Regions from separate parts of the Homo sapiens genome. Here region 1 is linked to region 2. The links are chromatin loops, found by intact Hi-C in ENCODE. Cell type or tissue: PC-9. All regions are shown on one strand. Each heading gives the region's core, and the rest is flanking DNA. Links, peaks and the distances in the headings are about the cores only. Region 1 has its middle 57 kb from the start of PAPPA. Region 2 overlaps LOC105376236 (a long non-coding RNA gene).

The links. A loop is a pair of places that touch in the nucleus more often than their neighbours do. Peaks named below come from ENCODE experiments on the same cell type or tissue, not always from the same donor. Only the 100,000 strongest peaks of a DNase experiment are listed, where the experiment ranks them.
Region 1: it touches region 2 in a loop (3.0-fold over the local background); 5 of 110 quality-filtered maps call a loop at or near these places.

What each region holds. Positions count from the first base shown.
Region 1 is chr9:116,089,959-116,102,718 of GRCh38, reverse strand. No RefSeq gene overlaps it. Among named protein-coding and RNA genes, the nearest start is that of PAPPA, 57 kb to the left of the region's middle. In PC-9, for the core only: no CTCF peak of the experiment used is centred there; no DNase peak of the experiment used is centred there.
Region 2 is chr9:116,001,983-116,014,742 of GRCh38, reverse strand. It overlaps LOC105376236 (a long non-coding RNA gene), which reads right to left. Exons shown (of 3, transcript XR_930271.3): 3 at 1,776-3,390. Among named protein-coding and RNA genes, the nearest start is that of LINC00474, 83 kb to the right of the region's middle. In PC-9, for the core only: no CTCF peak of the experiment used is centred there; DNase peaks (open chromatin) are centred at 6,262 and 6,622; H3K4me3 peaks cover 1,192 bases; H3K27ac peaks cover 2,710 bases.

The sequences.
Region 1 (12,760 bases), core at 1,639-9,638, 89 kb before region 2:
CACTGAATTATTCAGTTTCTTCCTTGCTCCTTCACAGAGTGATCTGTCTTTTACGGATCCATTCAGTGCTTTCCAACTTTCCACTCTTCAAGAAGGAAGTCATGCTTTGTAAACTTTCCTGTATAGCTGAGTGTGGAAGAAAATTCAATGCTCAGACCATCTTTGGTCCCATTTTATCCTATTCCAATACAGCCACTGATTTTGAAAGGTCGCTAGGCTGGGGTGGGAAAGCACTGGTGCTAGAGAATATGTATTCAAGTTCCAACTCTCCCATCATTAACACCACAAACTTGGACATGCTGCTTCACATCCTGAGTCCAATTTCTTCTTCTCCAATTTTACAGATGAACTGTAATATTACTTTAACTAACATGGGTCTTTAGATAACTAAGTAGAAAGAAATATATGCAAACCTGCTTGTAAACAAAGAATCACAAAACAAATTTTATATACACAGTACTTACTATTACAACATCGAGGTATTGGAAGGAAATCCTTATCATTTGTCTAAATTGGTCTTTAACTTTAGTGAGTTCTGATACATCTAAATAAAATTTGAAAAGCAACAAAACATGTAAAATTGACTTCAAAGAATTTTAGATTTGAACAGACTATTGCCCTTAGCATCATGATCCAGGCTGCTGTATTTACTATCAGAAGTTGAGTTCTGTAGTGGTTTAGAGACAAGAACTCAGTATTGTGTCTCTACCAATTTTTTTGGATATCAATGTTTTCCTAAGCTACTGTTCCCTCAATCTCTTCTTCACCTTTGCCTAAGGGAAAAAAAGAAGCTTAATAGAATGAATAAGTCACTTATCACTTATGTTTCAAAATACCCCTCTGAGCTAGGAGGGTCATCAGGGAATTTGGCATGTAAGACAAAAAAAAATGGCTTATATCTTTGGCAGACAAACACGGAATGAATAACAGGGACATAAATGTGATGAAGATTGAACAGGGAACAGTTGAGCAATTGAGTAACATGACTCATTCTTACCTCATTCATATTTATTAACAGTAATAATAGTCTGCAGAAGGGCTCCAATGTGTCATAGCTTTATTTGTTTCATCTCATTTAATCTTCCTAATAAACCTATGGTGTGAAGGTTAATTCTCACTTCTAAAGAAGGAGGAAACTGTGGATCAAACATATTGTGTAATTTGCCCAAGATTTCAAGATGAGTAAGAGATAGAGGCTTAACCAGGGTTGCCTAAATACAAAGAACTTTTGTATACAACACACCAGTGTTTCTCCTTGGATGGACAGACTTCACATGCCTTCCATGTTGGAATTGTGCTTAGCATATAATCAATGTCCACGAGATGTCCTTTGTTTATGTTGAGTTAGCATTGCTGCATAGCGGACAAAAAAAGCTAGAGAAAACTAAGAAACTTCTAAATAAATCACATTGAATGATAAGAGGGTAGAACCATTGCTGGTCTATACATTATAAATCCCAAGTTTTCCTCTTGTCTTGAACATCAATATATTGTGTGACTTTGGGCAAGGCACTAAACCTTTCAATGCCTCAGTTTTCCTGCCTGTAAACAGGGACTGTTATACTAGCTTCACGTATCTATCTGGGTGGTTCCAGAAATCAAATGAGATGTCAGGACAAGCACTTGGCAATAGAAAGGCATTGCTGTTATCATCGTTCTTTATGACTAAGCATAGGGTTTATGGTATCTCTCTCTGAAAAATAACTGTGATAAACTCACATAAGCAAAGGGCTGGGAGGATTGTATGCAAAGACATGAATGGAGGGGAGTAGGAGGTGTGTGGGTGAGCAAGATGAGTAATATGGGTACTGTGAGGCACGAGAAGTATTACAAGAGTTCATGGGAGGCTGAATTCAATCCAGGATAACAAGTCTGTAGGGTGAACTGGAGGTGAGACAGGTGATACACAGAAGTGGATTTTGGAAGAAGTCAAAGACGGGATTGATTGACTCACTTATTCACTTCTGGCCCCATCTCCTGCAACCACAAAACAAGTGTTAACCCCATGGAATAGCTTGAGGCAGAAAAAAAGTGTCTTTAGTAGGATTATACTGGGAACTTACTAAGTATATAGGAATGGGAAGATAGTCAAGAGCAGTAATTACAAAAAGAATAGTCATAAGGACGAAGTGATGTATTAAAAAGTGATTAAAACAGAGCATTGAATATAGCCAGCACTTAATGAATGGTAGTGATGATAGTGGTAATGTTCATTGGATGCTTAGGAAATATGAAAAATAGAAATGTATATAACGTAGCCCCTGACTTCAAGAAACTCACAATTGGCAAGACCATTCAGGAGGCTTGAAAGAGGAAGAAAGAAAATAGAACTCTCACAGATTGCTTACAAAATGGTTCTAATACCTCCACTTATTCCTGTATCCACATCTTTTGAAATGCTACTTAACAGCTTCCCCCATTAAGTGGAGTCTTTCTCTCTAACCCTCAAATCTGGGCTAGCCTTGGATTTTGCTTTGCCAGTAGAATGTGGCAGAAGTGACTGTGCTAGTTTTGAATGTAGGTCCATGAGGTCTTACATACATTTGCTTTGTCTCCTAGATCCTTGCCAGCTGCCATGAAGACAAGCCCAGGCTAGCTAGATAATGTAAGACACATGGTTGGTCAAGTGACCCATCTCCCAAGTTGACAGCCAATTGCCAAGCAATGAATGAGGCTGTCCTAGACTAGCCAGCCCCAATTGACCCACCAGAAGGCTGCAAACACATGTGTGACAACAGCTGATGTCTTCACAGCCTGGACAGATAAGAACTTCCCAGAAAATCTAAAGACTTGTGGGCAGTGAGAAATTGTTTTGTTTTAAGCCACAAAGCGTTTGAGTGGTTTGGTATTTAGTCATAGATAACTGATACTGGAATTGTATTCATTCCTATATACCACCTTCTCCTACCATCATCACTACTGCTCTGTGAGCTTTTGCATCATGGACCCCATTTTTCAGATGAGGAAAGAAAGATTTAGTGAAGTGAAAAGTAACGTATCCAAGGTCAGGGGACTAGAAGTGGTACAGTCAAGGCTTTACTCAGTCTGTCTGTTCCACATTCTATGTAGTTTATACTACATCACACTACCTTGAGTAAGGTGAAAAAAATGACTTGTGGGTTGATCAGGGTGTTTGGCTTTAGGACAAGGGTTGAATGTAGTGGAGACAGGAGAACAGGCCATCCATGGGTGGGGCTCCATGAAGGCATGCACCAAAGTTTGAGTAAGAGAACACCAAGAGTGAAAGCAATAAAGGTCAAGTGGGATGATTCTTGTCTAACCTTCTTAAATCATGAAAGAAAGGAAAAGTTGATCACTAAGTAAAAACAAGTCAGGAAACAAGGAGGGATTTCAGGAAGAAAGAATGACACAGGTGAGGGCTGGAAACATGGTGAATCAACATTCCCATCCAAAAAAGGTGTGACCTTAAGTGGGAAAGAAGAGAAATGGTTTAAAATTGGAATATCATAGCCAAACTTGGGACAGCATAGAATTTCCAGTAGTTCTCCAGCAGTACAACTCCCCCCTTGCAAGGAGAAACAAATTTGGAAGAGAAGTCTGGAAAGAGCATTTTATCAGAGCCTACGAAAATCTGTGTCTTGAACTATACCAGAAATCTGCATGCACCTTTTTCATTGCTCCTTTGTTCAAGATCCTTTCTCATGCTCTGTAAGTAAGGGAATTCTTCAAGGCTTTCTCCTTGGAATTGATGCTACTGCCGCTCACCTAATAATTATAACCACATGCACACTTCTAATCTCTCTGGAGTCCAGTGGAACATGAGACTAGTCCTGACCAATAAGTTGTAAAGATAAGTATTATGTGTCTTTTCCATGCCAGAATATTTAAGGGATAAACTGAAGATCCACCCACCAGAGGTCTTTTTCCCTCTGGTGCAGAGACAACATTGAAGATAGTGGTTCCATCAACTTGGTTTCCTAAGTCACAGCGTATAGGAGAGTTTCCCTGTCAACCAGTGATGAAAGCAATAAATAAACCTTTGTTATTTTAAACGACTGAGAGATGGAGGTTGGTTGTTACTGAAACAGACCCTACTTTCTTCTGAATAAGGAACATTCTTCTCTTTGCTGGTCAGATGAAAACGCATTAAAGTGTGTTCTTTGTAACATCAGTCCCGAGAGGTTATCTATTAAAAGAATTCTATTGTCAATAAACTCTGGGCAGCACTGCCTACCCTAGCATCATCTTAGAAAATCTATAAACACTTTGGAGCAAATCGGAGTATGCTATTCTAGACTCTGTCTTCAGCAAACTTATCTATTCTTTAGGTTTCAAACACCACATGTATGCAGCTTATTTCTAAATACACAACTCCTCACTCTTAGAGGTCCCCACATAGAATGTTATTCTGACACTTCCAGTTCAATATGGAAGATCTCATGATCTTCCTACAACTCAATCTGCTCCCTATTTGTTTACCATACTTCTCTAAAGATACTAAGACATTTTCTATTTTCTTATATGTATATAGTTCCAAGCTCCCTAAAGTCATAAAATTACTCCATCACTATATATGCCTAAACCAAGCACAAAAAATGACCCATTATATGTGTTAATAATGATTATTAAAAGGACTGGCTCCTGGGAAGCAGCTTATAACTGTAAGGATATTTATTCTATCCTTTGAAATATGACTTTTATGGAAAATACATAGGTTTTAGAGTTCAGGAAAGTTTGGTATGCATTTCAGCTCCCCCTTCATATCTTGCAAACTTGGCATGTTAATTTACCTGAGTTTTTTTTTTTTTTTTTTTTGTAAAATAGAGATAAGAATATTAACACGTAACATTGTAGTGAATATTAAAGTATACTTTACAGTTTCACCAAACATGTGAAATGTGCTTAAAATTTTAAGTTATCTTGTCTTTCCTCCTGAACAAATAATGATCTTTGCCAACATTTAAGTACTGTTGGTACCATTTGAGTTATTAATTTTCTGGAAAGAAAGTACAAGCTCTAGGAAGGTTATGTTTAATGTATCTTAGAAAATCTCACTGTGATCAGGTCTTCACTGTGATTTTGTTTTCTTACTACCTTCTGGTTCTAGCCACGTCTTTCTCTCTCTCCTCAATATGTTGCCTTGTTCCTGGGCATCATCATCTGTCATTCAGCTCCACCACCATTCTGGCTATTCCTTAACTGCTGTTGGTCTTTTCACTAACCCATTCTCCACATTGCTCCCAGAGTCATCTTCTATCTAAAACGGCAACTAACTCTCCTCCTGAGAACTTTTGAATGGGACCTCATTGCTCTTAGAATAAAGACCAAGCTCCCTTCATGGCTTGAATTACCAGAAAGGCACTTCAGGATGTGCCTCTCTGACTACTTTAGCCTTACCTCCTACCAGTCTCCTCTTTAAATTCAACATTTCAACTATACTGAACTGATTTGATTATGCAAACAGGCTGTATTTACTTGCATTTGCCAATACTGAGTCCTTTACCAGGCACACAATATCCTAGCCCTTCATCTTGTCAACCTCAATTCATCCCTCAAGGTTTGGCTGAGAAACCTTGAAGAAGGTTTCCCTGTCTAAGAAATCTTCCCTGGCCTCATTCCCATGGCACTCGGCTACACTCCAATATATTGTCTGCGCCCCTGATTAGAACACGTATCAGGTTACTAGTCTGCCTCTCCCACTAGGAATTCCCTGAGGGCAGGCACAATGCTTGAGTAGGAACTCAGTAGAGAGATGTGTTTTGAATGAATGAATAAATGTGTTCTTTCAAGAGTAGCAGCAGTCATTAGTTCTGTTCATTGAATTTGTCAGTTAATGCTTTTTGATCATGTGGCAGAATGCACATTCTTGCCCCCTTGTAGATGGGTTAGCTAAGTAATTAGTTCCAGCCAACGAGACATAAGTATTATCTGTGGGTTGAACATTTAATTGTCACCGTAAGTCCCTCCAGAACTCTTTATTCTTTGACACAGAGACAGGCAACATTAAAGTTGGTGGCTGCTCCATCAGCCTACATCTCATTAGGGACACATTAGTAAGAAATTAATCCTGCCATTTTAAACAATTGAGCTTTCAGGATTGTCTGTAACTACAACATAACCCATCCTGACCCATACAGAAGGGATGCAGAAAATGTGACCTAGTAGAGTGAAGGAAGTGTAGAAGGAGGGAAAGTGATGGTGGAAATAAGGTCCCTCTTGTTGTTAAGGCTGAGAACTCTCCTGAGAGGTTAAGCAGCAGCTTCCTCTGGCTCAAGGTGAGCAGCACTTGTGAGGGACCCAAGGGCTTGGCAGGTGTGCAGAGGCACATTTATAGCGTGGCTGACATTTATGATCAACATCAGGTTATGGCTGGGTAAAGAAAAAGAGTTTTAAGGTCATGATGTCACCGGAATAAAACTCCCTGCACATAATATGAGTAATCTCTGTGGCTCCTCTCTTTGTGGACCAGTTTGGGGTAAATTTTTTATCCCAGGGTTTTGTTCTAAAGTTTCCGTGTAGCCAGGAAGCAGAGTCAGGCCATGCTGATGATTACTAGTGAGTATACCTGACATATGTACCTAAGAATGCATTCTCTCTTGAGTAGACTGCACGACTGGGAAGTCTTCATAGTTTATTGGGATGTTCTCTTCAGTTCATTCTTGTTGGTGGCATGCAAGCATTGCTTTTATGAGGGAGATATTACTTGCAATCCGTTTTGCAGAGATAAAGTGTGGAGCTCAGAACTTATCTAAATAATTCCAGAAAGAAAATAGAAAAGATAATATTAAAATCAGTATAATATTAAAGATAATCCTTGAAGAGTGCTGTCTCTGGGATAGGCACAATGCTAAATGTTTCCCATGAATTTTGTCATTTATTCCTTCCAGTGACCTTATAATGTAAATATTATTTTTTATCCACTTTTACAGATAAAATATCTAAGGCTCAGAAAGATTTAGTGACTTTCCAAAGGTCACACAGTAAAGAAGTGTTTGAGCCAAAACAAAAATTGAGCAATCTGACTTCAGAGCTGTGCTCTAGACTACTTCATTACTCTATGTTCCAAAGGAATAAAGTATGTTAAATCTCTCCTTTATGTTAAGCGCAAAGAAGGGAAATGTGCTTAGTCATAAGAAAACTTGTTTTTGGACAGAATCATTAACTTGCTAAAGATTTACAGGTGGTAGAGATTCTTCTCAAGTTCCCCCACCCCCACTGGGTTGCTTCCTTTGGAGTCTCCTAAACTTCCTCTCTCGCCTATTAATCTGGCAGGTAGTTAGCCTAATCCTTCTCTTATGGCCAGTTCCAGATGATTTTTCCAAACTCCAAAAATTATGCCTCTTTGGAAGTCCATTCATCATTCATTCACTCAGTAAGTATATTGAGATTCTTCGCCACATCAGGGGGATAGAACTATTTAGATAATGTCATGAGAGAGATGAAGAGGAAATAGAGTAGAATTTTCTGAGGTCCTCCTAAAATCTTACTATCAAGTACTTTACATATATTATCTTATTTAATCTTCAGCAATTCAATAAGGTAGGTATCATTCTTTCCATTTTATAGGTTAGATAAGCAAGGCTTAGAAAAACTGAGTAAGAAGATTTGAAACTCAAGTTTTGCTGGCTTCAAAGTCAATAGTCAATCTACCCTTCTAGTCTAGAAGAGGCTGCTTTCTTTCTGATGTGTCATAGGTAGAACAGTTCCAAATGATGAGACACTCAGTGCCTGATACTGCATCAGAGTCATCTGGAGTTTAGGTGAACAGTGCAATTTCTGGGCCTCACACAAGACTTGATGATTTGGGGTCTATGGGGTTGAGTCCCAGAGATCTGCATTGCAATGGGATTTTTGGATGATGTCTGTGAACATTATCATAGGCATCTGATCATGTTTATGTCTTATAAGCACTTTATGAAAGGAAGAGTGTAAAACCTCCTCAGGAAAGAAACAGTGAGTGTAGAGCTGGTGACCTCAGGCTGTCAGGGCAGAAGTGATCAAGACTGATGGCTTGGGCCAGAGGAGGAAGGCAGGATGTGTTCACGTGTGTACGTATATATGCATGCTTTAATGTGTATGTGTTTATGTGAACACATGCATGTGTGTGTGTGGTGCTGAAAGACACTAGAGAGAAGAAAGAAAAGAGACTCCCATATCTCATTTGATTCAAGTATTCACACCCCTTTAATTTTTCCAAGAGATTATTTGAACCATTTTATTCCCAAACTCTTCTTCATTATTTTTTGTCTCTTCATACTGGTTTTTTTTCTCTAGCCTTCATTTTATCTCACTTTACTTATATTACTTCATAGTACATCTACTGTTGTCTCTTCCTTGTATAATGTGAGCTCCATTTGGAGTTATGCTTCTCTGATTTCCCAAGAAAAATTGCATCCAGAGGATGTTCTATTTAGAGGTAGTGTGTATGTAGGTTAGGTTTCTTAAATCAGATTGCCTGGGTCAAAATTCTGTTTCTATCATCTAGTTATTTAATTGCTTGATGGCCTTGAGCCAGTATATATTGTGACATCTATAAACACACACACACACACACACACACACACACACAGGCTTTGTGACTGCCACCCAGGTCGATATATATATTTTACTACCCATATTTGGTGTTATGTATTTTGGGAGATGTTAACCAATAAGCACTATAGTCTGGAAATTGTCACCACAGACATCTAGTTTCAAATCCCACTTCCACCATTCACTAGTTCTATGACCTTGAACAAGCCTTCTAAACTTCTTGAGCCTCCATTTTTTTTCCATAGCTAAAATGGGGACCATAATATCTGAATCTTAAGTCTTGTGCATGTGTTAAAATAGATAACCCATGTTTAACATATAGCTTAGTATCTTGTATATAGTAGCTATTTAGTAATATTTGACATCTCTGTATAATACATCTCTATCAGAGATGTTTGAAAGAACATAAGGCCATCTGGGATAACTCCTTGCCAGTGAAAGAGTTACCTAAACAACAGCCCTGATAAGAAGGTGACTGATTATTTCATAAATTCCAGAAACAGAAAACTCAGTTCCTTGCTAAGCAGTACCTGGTAGCAATTTAACTTTTTCCATGTAGAAATGCAAATCCCTGCTTTAGAAGAGAAAGCTTAGTTTTATTCTACAAGCTCTGTATCTTTTTTTACTGGGCAATGCTTTCTCATACAGTGTCTGCTTTTCATTTGATGACAAATATTTTAGATTCTTGTTGACTATACCGTGAATCTGCACCTGGGCACTGGAGCATCACCTGCATCATGAACTGAAATATTTAAATCTGCCATCTAGCTCTAATACCTGACTTATGAGTTATTTGAAACTGTTTCACAGTCAAAAGGGCACTATTATAAAAACCTGTCTCTAATAAGCAGAGGTGCCATTTGAGGTTTTTCTGTGTAGGAACATTGTTTTAGGCATTTTACATTTAATTTAATTTTCACATATCATCTTATTTAATCCTCCCAAAAAACTTTGAAAAAGATGTTACTATCCCCTTTTAAGTTTAAATTTAAATGTCTTCATTTAAATATGAGGAAACTACGTCTTGGGGTGAAGGAGGTAGTAACAAATTGTAGAACTAATACATACTCTGAATTTAGGCATGTGTGACTCCAAATTTCATGGGAGAAAATGTTTTCTTACCTCACTTTTTAAAAATTAATGTTTCCTATATTGAGGAACACTCTCCTTTATTGAGTTCAATATGTGGTTAAATGAATATTCAATTTACTAACTAGAGTCTTAGAGAACTGCTTAATTGGGTATTTTATTATTTCAATTATAAAATATAATGGAGACACAAAAAAGCACACGTAACAAAAAAATGAGTTATTGTGAATATAGCAGCTTAGTGACTGCCACCTGGCTTAAGAAATAGAATCTTTCCACTACTCCAATAGCACTACCTTGTGTCCTGTCTCAAATCAACCCCATATCCCAACCTCTCCCCTAGAAAACTGACATCTTTCCTGACTTATTTCTAGTCATCTCCTTCTGTATGAGTCCATTCTCATACTGCTAATAAAGACATACCTGAAACTAAGTAATTTATAAAGGAAAGAGGTTTAATGGACTCACAATTACACATGGCTGAGGAGGCCTCACAGTCAAGCAGAAGGCAAACGGAGAGCAAAGGCACATCTTACTTGGCAGCAGGCAAAAAAGCTTGTGCAGGGAAACTGCCCTTTTATAAAACCATCAGATCTTGTGAGACTTATTCACTATCAAGAGAACAGCATGAAGTAAAAAACAAAACAAAACCCATTCCTGTGATTCAATTACTTCCCACCAGGACCCTTCCATGACATGTGGGATTATTACAATTCAAAGTGAAATTTGGGTGGGGACACAGAGCCAAACCACATCATTCTGCCCCTGGTGACTCCCAAATCTTATGTCTCTTTCACATTTCAAAACACAATCATGCCTTCCCAACAGTCCCCCAAAGTCTTAACTCATTTCAGCATTAACTCAAAAATTCACAATCCAAAGTGTCATCTTAGATAAGGCAAGTCCCCTCTGCCTATGAGCCTGTAAAATCAAAAGCAAGTTAGTTACTTCCCAGATAAAATGTGGGTACAGGCATTGGATAAATACATTCATTCCAAATGAGAAAAATTGGCCAAAATGAAGGGGCCACAGGCACCATGCAAGTCCAAAATCCAGTGAGTCAGCAAAATCTTAAAGCTCTGAAATAATCTCCTTTGACTCCGTGTTTCACATCCTGGTCATGCTGTTGCAAGAGTTGGGCTCCCATGGCCTTGGGTAGCTCTGTCCCTGTGGCTTTGCAGGATCCTGCCCTTGGCTGCCTTCACAGGCTGGCATTGAGTGTCTGCAGCTTTTCCAGGTGCATAGTGCAAGCTATCAGTGGACCTACCATTCTGGGGTCTAGAGGATTGTGACACTCTTCTCACAGCTCCACAAGGCAGTGCCCCAGTGGGGAATCTGTGTGGGAGCTCCAACCCCACATTTTCCTTCTACACTGACCTAGCAAAGGTTCTCCATGAAGGCCCCACCCCTGCAGCAAACTTCTGCCTCTACATCCAGGCATTTCCATATATCCTCTGAAATCTAGGTGGAGGTTCCCAAACCTCAATTCTTGCCTTTTGTGCACCTGCAGGCTCAGCACCATGTGGGAGTTGCCAAGGTTTGGGGTTTGCACCCTCTGAAACCACAGGCTGAGCTGTACCTTGATCCCTTTTAGCCATAGCTGGAGGAGCTGGGATTCAGGGCACCAAGTCCCTAGGATGTACATAGCAGGAGGACCCTGGGCCCAGACCAGGATACTGTTTTTTCCTCCTAGGCCTCTGGACCTATTATGAGAGGGGCTGCTGCTAAGGTCTCTGACATGCCCTGGAAACATTTTCCCCTTTGTCTTGGCAATTAGCATTCAACTCCTCATTACTTATGCAAATTTATGCAGCAGGCTTGAATTTCTCCCCAGAAAATGGGTTTTTCTTTTCTACTGCATCATCAGGCTGCAAATTTTCCAAACTTTTATGCTCTGCTTCCCTTTTAAAGGTAAGTTCCAATTTCAGATCATATCTCTCAAGTTCAAAATTCCACAGATCTCTAGGTCAGGGGCAAAATGCCACCAGTCTCTGAATAGCAAGAGTGACCTTTATTCCAGTTCCCAAAACATTCCCCATCTCCATCTGAGACCACCTCAGCTTGGACCTTGTTGTCCATATCACTATCAACATTTTGGTCAAAGCCATTCAACTAGTCTCTAGGAAATTCCAAACTTTCTCACATCTTCCTGTCTTCTGAGCTCTCCAAGTCTCTAGGAAGTTTCAAACTTTCCCACATTTTCCTATCTACATCTGAGTCCTCTGAACTGCTCCAACCTCTGCCTGTTACCCCATTCCAAAGTGACTTCCACACTTTCAGGTAGTTTTATAGCACCCCACTCTACCAGCACCAATTTACTCTATTAGTTTGTTCTAATGCTGCTAATAAAGACATATCTGAGACTGGATAATTTATAAAGGAAAGAGGTTTAATGGAGTCACAGTTCCACATGTCTGGGGAAGCCTCACAATTATGGAGGAAGGTGAAGAAAGAGCAAAGTCACATCTTACATGGCGGCAGGCAAGAGCTTGTTAGGGAAACTGCCTTTTTATAAAACCATTAGATCTCATGAGACTTATTCACTATCACAAGAGCAGCATGGGAAAAACCCAATCCTATGATTCACTTGCCTCCCACTGGCTCCCTCCCACAACACTTGGGGATTATTACAATTCAGGGTGAGATTTGGTTGGGAACACAAAGCCAAGCCATATCACCTTCTGTTTCTTTATAGATTTGTTACCTAAGTATCCATCTCTAGACACCATGATTTAGGCTTGCTCATTATTTTTTTTAATGTTGAGTCTATTAATCTATAGGTTCACCCTCTAACCCTCACTTTTCCTTACTCTTCATCTGCAAGAGTACTGAGGGCATCTGGGAAGTCTCCCACAGTCTGGATTGTGTTTGTTGCACATTTATAGCACAGGACAACATGTTCCCCTGTCCTATTTCTTGCAAAGTGGCAGCTGGATCCAAGACCTGATGAGACTCAGTTCAATCCCTTTGGTAACATTGGAAGTGGTGATGAGTTCTTCCATCAACAACTGCATTATGACTGCTGGTTTTTCTTGTGATGTTCAGAGCTGTTGATGATTAGTAATTGGATCTATCAATTCACTGGGGAGAGGGAGTTCAAAATAGTCTAATTTTATTTTATTTTTTGCATTTATCTACTGGGATATTTTTATAAAAATCACATTCCATTACCTACTAT
Region 2 (12,760 bases), core at 2,230-10,229:
TGAAGGCAAGATGAAGCTAGAATTCACTTCAGAAGTGGTTTTAAAATAGGGAACCCCCTACTGTTTTCTTCCCCCATCGCTTCAATGCCTCTCTTGCATTGTCCTTTATAGTCCTGAAAATTTTAAACTTCCCCTTCAGACTCGAAAGAAACTGGACTTTGTCTTCTGCCTTATCCAAAAATGATGGGAAATGCTTTCTGTTTTACTATCCTGGCTTGGCTTTCTTTCTTCTAAAGAACATTAATATGATTACTAGCTTTTACTTAAGGAATTACGGATCATTGTTTTGATCCAGAGGTGCTTCTCAAAAACTGTTGGTCCTCCTCCATATAAAATCTAACATAAGGGAGAATAAGTGTAATGGGAATTCAAGGGCTGGTAGCTTTGGCCTTTGAAAATAGAGCTGAGTTAGAAACTAAATTAGATAGGAAGGAATTTTATACTGCTTAATGTCTCTTCTTAAATTGTGTCTATCATATTCCTTTCATCTAATAAATGTTTCTTATTTATAGTCTCTTTAACATCAATTTGGAATCACAGGTGGAAATAAATTTATCAGACCTCTAATCCAACCATCTCCCCAGTACAAAGACACCTTGTATAAATGATTTGGCTAGGTGTTATCCATCTCTGTTTGCAAACATTGAGGATTGGGGACCTCAGCAAATGTTCAGTATTGAGTAAAAATGATTCTCCCTATAATTTCTATCCCCTAGTTCTAGTTCCACATTTACAGAGTAGGTATAATATCTCTTCTGCATCAGAGCCTTCCAGATTTCTAGGTAACTTTCAATCCTCTTTCCCTACCTATGTACCCTTAATACTCCTCTTCTGGTGGCTAAATATGTCCCTGATGTTCATTCAGTCTAGCCATCCAACTGCATATTGATTATCTGTCTTAGGTCAGGCACAGGGCTAAATTCTTGAACTATATATAAATCCAAAACACCAGAAAATAATTTATAGTATTTTCATTATTCTGGTTGCTCTCTTGGGTCATTTCTAACTAAAATGGGGTGTTTCCTCTTGGTTAAAAATTTATTCCTCACTCTTCCTTCTTTCTCAGGTTAGATTCTTTCCATACAAAATCTTAACTAACAGACACCATTTACTGAAGACTCACCCTATAAGATGTGCTATGCTCACCACTTTACAATCATTTCCTCAGTTCATATTTACAAGAAACCTGGAGGTTTTATTATCCCTTTTTTAACAGGCTAAGAAACTAAGTCTTCGAAATGTTAGGCAACTTTACCAAGATCTGAGCCAGTCAGTAATGGAACTGAGTGTCAATCCCAGGTCTGTATGGATTGATAGGACCTGAGCTCTTAGCTACAAGGCTGCTCTTCTCTATAGCCTTGGCTCAAAATAGCATTCAAATGCCAGTAACCCCCAAATGTATATCACTTCTGTTGTGGGTGAAATTATGTCCTCTCAAAAGATACACTGAAACACTGATTGCCTTAATACCTCAGAATGTGAACTTTCTTGAAAGTAGGACTGTGGCAGATGTAAGTAGTTAAGATGAAGTCACACTGGAGTAGTTGGACCCTTTATGCAACATGACTGCTATCCTCGTAGGAAAAGGGAGATTTGGACTCAGATAGAGTGAAGGCCATGTGAAGACAGGGGCAGACACTGGGGTGATGCTACTGCAAGCCAATGATCACTTGGGACCACCAGAAGCTGGAATGGCAAGAAAGAATCCTTCCCTAGGGCCCTTCAGGGGGCAAAATCCTGCCAATACCTGATTTCAGACTTCTGGCCACCAGAACTGTGATACAATAAATGTTTATTGTTTTAAACCACCTAGTTTGTGGTACCTTATTATGGCGGCTCTGGGAAATTAATCAATCCCCTCAGGCCTCTGTTTTGAGCTTCAATGTCACATTTCCAACGGCTCCACAACATTTTTCCTTGACAGCATCATAGGCAGATATTATTTAAATAGCCAATGCTGATTTTGCAAGCTTGCCTTCTCTCCCTTCCATGATCATCTTCCAGTGCTTCCTCTTCTCTGTGCATCACACCAATATCCACACAGTAACTTACACTTGACAGATTTCCACTTACTTTTCAAATATGTATTGCGTGGCTGCAGGCACTAGGAGAGGTACTAGGGACAAAGAAGAAGAGAACAATTAAAGCAGCTATCACTGTGCTAGTGCTTACTATAAACATGACATCCTTCTAAAGGCTTTGGATACATTACCTAATGGATTCCTCGCAACAACTCCATGAAGTAGGACTACTCATATATCCATTTGACAGATGAGCAGATGAAGACACAGAGAAGTCGAGTAGCTTTTCTTGGATCACACAGCTGGCCAGTAGCAGAACCAAGATTTGAAACCAAGCAATCTGGACCCGTGTTTGTGTACTTAATGACTGAGATTTTCATTTTCTTGGGTGGGAACAGCTCCTGCTTCAAGGATTATACATCCTTGTAGAGGAGCTAAAATATTTAAGAAAGTACTTTATAAGTGAGTGAATATAACGTTATAAACTGTGATAAGTGATGGGAAGGGAAATTAAACAGGGGAAAGGCAAGAGGATCAATTTCCCTGGAGAAGAGATGCTCAAGCTGAGACCTGATGAAGGAGCAACATTTCGCCAGGTTAAAAGAGGAGCTAAGGGAATTTTTAGGCAAAGGGAACAGCATATACAAGGCCTTGTGATGGAATCAGACCAGACATTTCTCCCTTCCTCATACCCCAAGTCCAACTGATTGCTGAGTGTTATTGAATTTGTTTTCTAAATATTTGCCATTTCCCTACAAGTCCACAGTCACTTCTAGACTACTATAATAACCTTCTAACTGCTCTCTGTGCATCTATACCTGACTCTCCAATCAGAATGCTATACAGAAGCAATGGTTATAATTTACACGCAAGTTTTATTGGGTCTCTCTTCTGCTGAAAACTCTTCAGTAGGTTCCCCCTTCTATTCAGCATGGAATCCTAACTATGTGTCATGATGCTGTGGACATCTGAGATTTCAAACTTCTAGTGTCTTTTCCTCAGCTCTGATAATAGCAATACATATCTCCTGACTTCACGTTTGGAGAATGGTTCTTCACCAAATACTTCAGGAAATCATGGTGGCTCTCTCAGTTGCAGGATTTTCTTTCCAGACTGCAAGGGCAAGCCCGTGACCAAGAACTGTTTATTCATTGCACTGCATCTCATGCTGCTCTGCTTGATGTTGATGCTGAAGATCAAGTTGAGGCCAGAAGCAAGATGCAGAAGTTTATATGCACTCAGTAGAGGAAAGAAAGTTCTCTTCTTCCATTGGAATCTATAGCTAGGAAGATGTATGGGGCCATATGTAGCCAAAATCCCTCAACCTCTAACACCTAGAAGGGTCCTTCTGCAGGATGAGAGAATGTGGCTGAAATAAAGATTAAAAACAGGCATGAGAGTTAAGGAGTGTCTAGGCAGCATGATTTGAGTTCCTGGATCTGGTTATTTCCAAGGCTAGTGTTACTCCTATTTTTTTTTTAATATGAGCAAATATATTTCTTGGTACCACTCCCCCCACCCACCCCCACCCCCACACACACATCTCACCCCTTTCCCATGCATACTTTCTTATTCTCATGAAAGTTAGATTATTTTTTTCAGTAACTTGCGACAAGCTGGCCATGATTATAAAGGCATGGCCTTCAGCACCCTGTCTGATCTGTTTTGGGTCTGTTTCACTCCGTTGCATCCAAATTTGGCAGCCTTTCCTGGTCCCTTCACCTTCTTCAGGGGCTTCACAGATTCATATGTTTATCCTGGAAGCCTGTCTCCAACACTACTCTCATCCCTTTCTAACTAACTCCTGTATAGAAGACCTTCAGGTCCTCAGTTGGTCTTCACTCACCAAATAGGTAAGGTAAACTTGGTCAGTGCATTCATAGCTTTAATTACCACACAAATAAATATTTGTGTAGTTAATTGTTAAATTTATGTCCCTTCCACCAGAACGTATAAATTCCACACAGGCACAGACCTGACATCTTATTTAAAATTCAATCAGAAAAAAACTAGATAAGTTGAAGTTAAACAAAACTAAAAGCTTTCATGCATCAAAAGACAGTATCAACAGTTAAAAGCAATCATAGAAAGAGAGAAAATATTTGCAAATCACACACCTGATAAGGGATTAGTGTCTAGAATATATAAAGAACCCCTACAATTCAACAACAACAAAAAAAGAAGCTGGTAAGCTGGTTTAAAAAAAACGGGCAAAACGTCAATGATAGACTGGACAAAAAAGTGTGTTACATATACACCATGCAACACTATGCAGCCATAAAAAGTAACAAGATCATGTACTTTGCAGGGACATGAATGGAGCTGGAAGCCATTATCCTCAGCAAACTAATGTAGGAATGGGAAACTAAATACCACATGTTCTCACTCAAAAGTGGGAACTGAACAAAGAGAACACATGGACACAAGGAGGGGAACAACACTGGGGCCTGTCGCTGGGGTGGAGAGGTGAGGGAAGGGAGAGCATCAGAATAAATAGCTAATGCATGTGGGGCTTAATACCTAAGTGATGAGTTGATAGGTGCAGCAAACCATCATGCCACACGTTTACCTATGTAAGAAACCTACACATCCTGCATATGTGTCCTAGAATGTAAAACAAAGTATAATTTAAAAAAAACTTTCCAAAAAAATGGGCAAAACACTTGAATAGACATTTCTCCAAAGAAGGTATACAAATGGCCAATAAGCACATGGAAAAGCCCTCAACATCTCTAATTCCTAGGGAAATGCAAGAAAAAAAATCACGATAAAACACCACTTCATGTCTATTCTGAAGGTTACTATTTTTTAAAAAAAGCAGAAAACAAGTGTTGGTGAGGAAGATGATATATTGGAACTCTCACACATTGTTGGTGAGAATGTGAAATAATAAAGCTGCTGTGAAAAGCAATATGGCAGTTTCTCAAAAATTTGAAAATAGAATCACCTCTTGATCCATCAATTCTACTCCTGGGTATATATCCAAAATAGCTAAAGCAGACACTGAAGCAGATGTCTGTACACCCATGTCCACAGCAGCATTATTCAAAAGAGCCAGAATGTGAAAGCAAACCAAATGTCCATCAGTGGATCAATGAATAAGCAAAATGTGGTATGTAAATGCAATGGAATATTACTCATCCATAAAAAGGAAAGAACTTTTGACGCATACTGCCACATGGATGAACCTTGAAGACATTATGCTAAGTGAAATAAGCCATACTCGAAAGAACAAATATTGCAGTATTTCATTTACATGAGGTACCTAGGAGTAGTGAAATTCATAGAGACAGAAAGAACAATGCTATTTGCTAGGGACTGGGAGTAGGGAGAATGGGGAGTTATACTTAATGGGTACAGAGTTTCAACTGGGGAAGATGAATCAAGTTCTGAAGATGGATGGTGGTGGTGGTTGTACAAATGTACTTACTGTTTGTAAATTGCACACTTAAAAATTGTTACAATAAAAATTTTATGTTACGTATATTTTACTACCTTAAAAACTCCACTCTGACATAGAAGAAAAAAATGTACAAACTACTTTAAAGCCAAAAATAGGACAAAGACATTATATATATATGAGTATAAGCCTATTTTCCTGAAGAAAAAAATGCTAATATACACCCAGAAAAAAAAGTCTAAGATCAATCCATTAATTGTGGTTATTTCTGGGTTGAAATTATGGGTGATAGACTTTCAGTTTATACCTTACACACTTTGTTACAACTTAAATGCCTTAAAATAAGTATAAATTGCTTCTTGTGTTAAGAAGCAATCAATAAACATATTTTCATTTTGACAAATAAATGCAAAGCCTGAAATGAAGTACAAAACTTTCTGTGTGGGCTGGCCAGAGCAGGTTGAAGATGGCTATCACTTGCCAAGTTTGGGATGCTGTGCTTCTAATTTAAGATGAATATATCATATGCCAGGCCCCCAACAAGGTGTTTTCTGGCTTCATGTTAATTCTGGAAAGGTAATTACTCCCACAACCTGGCAACCTACTCTCTGGGGATTTTTCTGGACAGAGCATGTTTTTCAATACAAAAGCAAAAATGATGGGGAGGTTGGAACTTCAGGAGACTAAGCTTAGAAGTAACCTTTTGTGGCTGGGCTATTTTAACCCTTCTCCATTCATCCCACACATTGCATACCACAAGTTTGTCTAACCAGGAAACCCGACCCAAGAAAATCAGGCCACAGGTGGAAAGTGAGAGGTGGCATTCGGCTGGGAGAAAGTATGTTATTGTTGGTGAATCACATCCGGTGAGAGCTTAAGGGGCAGCTAGGGCACTTCCTTGGTCTTGATTTTGTCACTGATGGGACATAAAGTTCACACTGAATCAAGGATGAGACTCTGCAGACCGTGTTGAGGACAACGTCTAGGTATGCAGAGAACAAAGTAGATTCTTTAATGATGCCATGGCTTTCAGTGAATGGGAAAAGGACTATGAAGAAGAGGTTCAGGTGTGAGTTTGTTTTAGAGAGAATATGGGGAGGAAGATAAAAAAGGTCCTTATTCATAAGTCAGACACACCTAGTACTAGTTTTAGGTCTGCCTTGATTAGATCTGGGGTTATGAGCAAATCATTTAATATCCTTGAATTCCATTTGCCTCTGTGAAATGAGGAAGTTGTACCTGGTGACTTTCAAAGTGTATCTTAGTGTAGAGGCTACAGCTTAATTGGGCTTCAACTCTCAGCTGTGCACTTACTAGCTGCGTGTCCTGCTTAGTCCTCCTGCATAGCAAGGTAGGCCAAGCCTGGGGCCTGGTTCACTGCAGGTGAGGTGCTTACACCAATGCTGTTCACACCACCATGAATGTAAGTGTGTCCTACCCACCATATTGCTTTCGTGGTGTCAGTAATAATTATGTGTGTTTAGGTATATAGACTACCCAAATTACGGCTAGTCATGTTCATGTGGACCTACCTGAGTGTGCACAAGGCTTTAGAGGTCATTCTTACTCCTCAGCTAATTGAGGCACAGAAAGGTTAATAAACTTGCCCAAAGTCACACAGCCACTAAATATAAGAGCTGGGATTTGAACTCAGATTGTGTTTTGTCAGATTCTTTGCTCCTGACTATTGTGCTACACTGCTGCTTTTGAATTAAAACGTCTCAAGAGCACCTCATTCATTTTCTTCTGTGTAACACAAATCAAAGGTAATTTAACACAAGAAAACATTTTTTAGCTGCCTTGACATTTGTGCTACTCCAGACCTTTCTGCAAAGTGTTCAAACCCCCACCACGTTCGAATTATCCTAGCTGGAAGTTTGCATTTAAGAAGCTCCTACTTGAGCTGCAGCATGCATTTGATGTGCATTTTTGAAAAATGTGGGAGTTTTCAAAATATTCTAAATTACCTACCTAAGGAAATAAGACAGAGAAAATGGAGCAGTCATGCTGATTAATATTTGAACATAAACAATTATAAGGAAAACCTACAGAGAATGTGAACTGATAGAATTCCTTGCCCCATACAATGTGTTTCTAAGCCATGGGGGTTTGCCTTCCTCCATATTTCCTGTGTACCCTTCTCATGGCTTTCCCGCTGCTTCAACCAAAAATCTAGATGAGCCCTCATTACAGCAACTCCATGATTGGTTTCTCCCTCACATACTAAACTAAAGCTGGTGGCTTAATTCCTTGTTTTTTCCACTTCTTTGCTCCAGAACCATCCATGATTCCTCTTTCCCTGCTGATATTTAAGTTTGGCACTCAAAGTTTCTGTGATCTATTTCTAAGCCACAGTCTCTATATGATGCCCCATCTATGTTTCTCCTTTACCTATTCTTTGTTTCAGCAAACCTTGCCCATCCCTTGTTCATTGAACATGTTCTCTATCCTTTATGCTTTTGCATATACTATTCTTTTTCCCTGGGATGTCCCTCTCTTCATTCTACATTCTTAATTTCCACTTTTTTTTCCAAATCCTACACCCAGTGTTATCTCTTAGATGGCCCTTACACACAGACTCTGTCATTGATTCTGTCTCATAATCTCTGAACCCCAGTCCACATGGCTGGTTTCTCTGTTACAGCTCTTTCCATTTTGTTCAGTCCCCAAAGTGGAAAGTTTAGGCATGTGATTGCCTTACTACTACATCTAGCTACAGTCCTCTCCCCCACCCAAGACAGAAACAGAACATGCTGAGTGTCTGGGTGAACTGAATATAGGACCCAGAAATTTTGATATTCCTATTTCTGCATCAGGAATATGTATTCAACATTCATTCCACACATATTTATTGAGTACCAAGAAGTGTACCAGAACTTGGAGACTCATTCAGAGTAAAAGCCAAAGCCTTACAATGGCTTACAAAGCCCTGTGCAATGTTTTAGTCTGCTCTGACCTGTCCAGCCACACTGGTGGCCTTACTGTTCCTGGAACATGCATGGTGTAGTCCAATCTCTGTGTTTCATACCTTCCTGTCCTTCCTGCCCAAGATAATCTTTCTCTAGTACCAACCTGCCTCATCTTTCACCTACTTCAAGGTTTTGCTTACCTGCCCCTTCTGCAATGAGGCCTTCACTTACCATACAAGGTAATATTGCAATCACCCCCGATCCTGACACTTCCTATCTTCCCCTTGATTTACTTTCCTCCCCAGTGCCTGTCTTCTGATTTACTCTATGTTTTTACTATTTATTTACTGATTCTGCCACTAGAACATTAGCTGAACCCCTTAGGCTTAGAAAAATACCTTACACATAATAAGAGTCCTATAATTACTTGTTGAATAAATTGATGATTACAAAGTTAGAAAAGACATGATCAGTCTTCACCCTCTTGTTCCTCATGGACCACTGAGAGGATGTGGTCGACTCAACACCCAATAGGAGAAGTGTTCTTGTAGGGAAATAGGGGCAGCCGATACAGACTAGGACAGTCACAGAAAATAAGCAAGTCATTGTCCCTGCCTTAAAAGAGTCATAGTTTTCTAGATGAGCAAATGATAATTAATAAATAGCAAGCGATGTGAAAATGACCACGTCCAAAGATAAAATAAACTCTTTTTGTGCACATCTTATCCTTCCCACTTGTCTATAAACTCCTTGAGGGCTTGGTTCACAGCAAATGCACTATTTTATCCACATGTGCTCCCTTCTCGTCTCCCAGTTACAATGTCTGGAGGGAAGTAGCATGAAAGAAGATGCTTGAATGAATGGATTCTGAAACAATATGCAAGCATGCGATCCCTCTCCCCCTTAAGCATCATAAATACCAGTGGTGATTTGGCTGTGAGATGACTATATTTTTCTGTTTATCCATTTGGCTGGCACAGTAAGAAGGGATTTCACAGTCATTCACTCACTGATATATGTTGTGATAAAAGCAGGCATCTGCCTGTGAGCAGCAGTTCTCCATAAAGCTATTCTGAGAAAAACAGGTCCAGTAAGCTGAGCTCACACCCATTACTGGAGATGTATCCAAATTTATTACTGGAAGTAGTATTAGTGGGAGAGTTGACACAGCCTTATCCTGGTCAATTTCATCAATGATTTGGACGACATGAGGTCATCTAAGCCATGGAAACCGTGTTGCCTTCATTCACCCACTGGAAGGCTTGATGTGGGCTCCTGGATGGTGAGGGGATACTGCCTCTTTTAGAATGACATTCTTGTTTTAGAGAAATAGATGATAAAACTGGGGCCCAGAGAGAGGAAGTGATTTGTCTAAAGTCACAGAGCTGCAGCAAGGTTAAGCCTGAATTAGATCTCACATGTACATTCTGAAGACTCCAGGATTTTGCTTTACTAGTCTGCTTCTAGTTGCCAGCTTTTCAAAATAGTTTTGTGCCCAAAGCAAACTCAAGACACACACTTGGTAATATTTTATGTGGTTGTCTTATTTAAAATGAAACATGGCTTCTTCATAAAAAGTTTCCAATTACAAGATTCTTGGGGTAAATGGCCCCATAAAGATAAAAATGGTGATGATCTTAGTAGAGGTATCAGAAAGGCCACTGTGCTCTCATTAACACACACAAACACACACACACACAACACACATACAGTCTAATAATGCTATATTAAATCACACTGGAGACAGAAGTCAGGCCATTACAAAGGGAGTTAATAATCACAAATATCATCCTCACAAAAGACAAAAGTCAAGGACATTTAGTCTCACTCACCATCTGATACATACTTGTCATTGCTAGCATATCACCAATGACAGAACTTAATACCCACTGGAAGCTTTCAGTTTTAATACTGATAGTACTAGTACAGCTATTTTTTTAATATTTAGTTCTTCTATAACAAGAAGCCAGAACAAAAATAATAAAAGTCCAGAAAAAAGACAATTAAGTCAAGAGAAGACTTAGTGTCAGTGCGATACACAAATCAACTTATCTTCTATCCAGCACATATAACATATCTGCCAGTAGTGACCTGTCCCAAGTGCTAGGGACACCAAGATAAGTAAGACCTGGCCTCTGCCCCTATCTGCCAAGGTGGTTTAGAATTGTGGTTCTGAGAGTACTAGTAGCCAAAGTAAATAAGGAAGTTTGACTAATACACTTACAGCGTCTATAGGGACCAGAGAATTGGGAGGAGGAAGGGGACCATTATTCAGGGCAAGAGAGATGCCCAAGAGTCATGGCTCAGTCCTCAGATGTCTGGTCTGGACACCTAATTTTAAACTTCCATAAAACATGTTTGAGATTACTTGGCTAGCCAAGATCAGGATCTAGACTTTAAGTTCCCCCCAATCAAGGATTATTCCTGATTCATTCCTGTCTCTCCAGTAATTAGCTAGACTTGACACTTAGATGATACTGAGCATGTGTATCCTGAATTATTGGAAGTGGCATTGGAATAATTACACAAAGAAACAGAGAATTAGGAGACAATAAAATGTGGTTTAGACTCCAAGTGCCAATAAACTGCAGACTCAAGAAATTGGTGATGGATGGAATATCAAGAGAGATGTCTTGGGAGGAGCACAGTTTGTGCTGGATTTTGATTAATGATAATCCTTCTCATCTGTTTGGTAATTTATAAGGCATTTCTGTATTCACAAGTTCAATCTAGCTCACAATAAACTGTGAAGTTGACAGGGCTTATTTATTACCCCCACTGTAATGGGGGCAACTGATCCTTGAAAGAATTCACCCACAGATGTGCCTCACTACAGTATTATTTGTGCTTCACATAGGCATTTAGCCATGATTGCATTCTTAAAGTGATGTAAATGTGAGCAAAAATTAGACAATATGGTAAATTGCTTGCCAAGACGATCACAATAATTCCACTGTCCTTGTATGTCCACTGTTTTTTGTTTTTTTGTTTTTTTGTTTTGAGACAGAGTCTTGCTCTGTCGCCCAGGCTGGAGTGCAGGCAATCTTGGCTCACTGCAAGCTCCGCCTCCCGGGTTCATGCCATTCTCCCGCCTCAGCCTCCCAAGTAGCTGGGACTACAGGCCTCTGCCACCGCGCCCAGCTAATTTTTTGTATTTTTAGTAGAGATGCGGTTTCACCGTGTTAGCCAGGATGGTCTCGATCTCCTGACCTTTTGATCTGCCCGCCTCGGCCTCCCAAAGTGCTGGGATTACAGGCGTGAGCCACCGCGCCCGGCCCCTGTATGTCCACACTTTTCAATATGTCTTGGCCACCCTTCCTATTAAAAAGTAGAGGTTTCTTCCCTCCACTTTGATTTTGGTCTTGGCCAAATTGTGAGTTGCTTTGGTCCAAAAAATATTAGCAAGTGTGACAATGGCAGAGACTTTAAATGTATTTATGCATCACACTTTGCACTCTTGCCTCTGATGAAATCCTGACACCACAACTTGTAGGAGCTCAGGTTCACCTGAATGAGAGGCATCCCAGAGAGTAGTCTGCCAACTGCCAGTCCTGCGGGTGAGGCCAACTGAGATCATCCAGTTCTACTCGAATTGCCAGCTAACCTCAGTCGTTGTAAGTGACCCAAAATGAACCCAGCACAAGAAACACCCAACAAAAATTGCTGACTCATAGAACTGTGAACACATAAAATAGTGTTCAAAGCCTCTAAATTTTATAGTGGTTTTTAGAAAATGATAGATAACTGAAGGCCAGGATATCAGTAAAACATGAAACAATTAAAAATAGGCCCTTCTTGGACTCCCTGTGCCATTAAAAACAGGAGAAAGCTTTTCTAATGAAACTAAGCAGTTTGCAACTATTACTCCTCTCTATGGACAGATTAAAAAGGTGAATTAATCTGGAAAAGCACCCATTTCTGATGTTAGGAAGCCCTCAAAGCAAATTTTTTATGTAGGACCATCGTGCCTGGCATCCACTGAGATATTCATTCCAGAGATCCTGTTCAACCACAAGTCTCCAAATACCAGTGACTGCGGGAATGGGGTGAGAGGATAGCCTCTAGAATTGATTTGAGGAAAAACGCCTTTCATTACATTCAAGATTGTGATAGCAGAGGGACCGTAACAAAGTCTTGCCTTAAGATACAATGTACGCTTGGTCAAAGAGATCAAGGAAAAGTAAAAGGGGCTTTATAAGAAATAATCATATAATTCACAGTGCTCACAGGGGCACTTCTGAGCACAGACAAAGCACTTAAACTATTAAAATAATTATATAATTTTTCAAATATTTATTTGTTGTCTGACAGACTGGTTTTATTATACTGTTAGACCTATAAAATCGTTCTTTAAAAAAGCTGTTTCCAAAAATTAAATTATTTTTTAAAATAGCTTAAGTTCACATATACTTACAGAATTTACTTTTTAA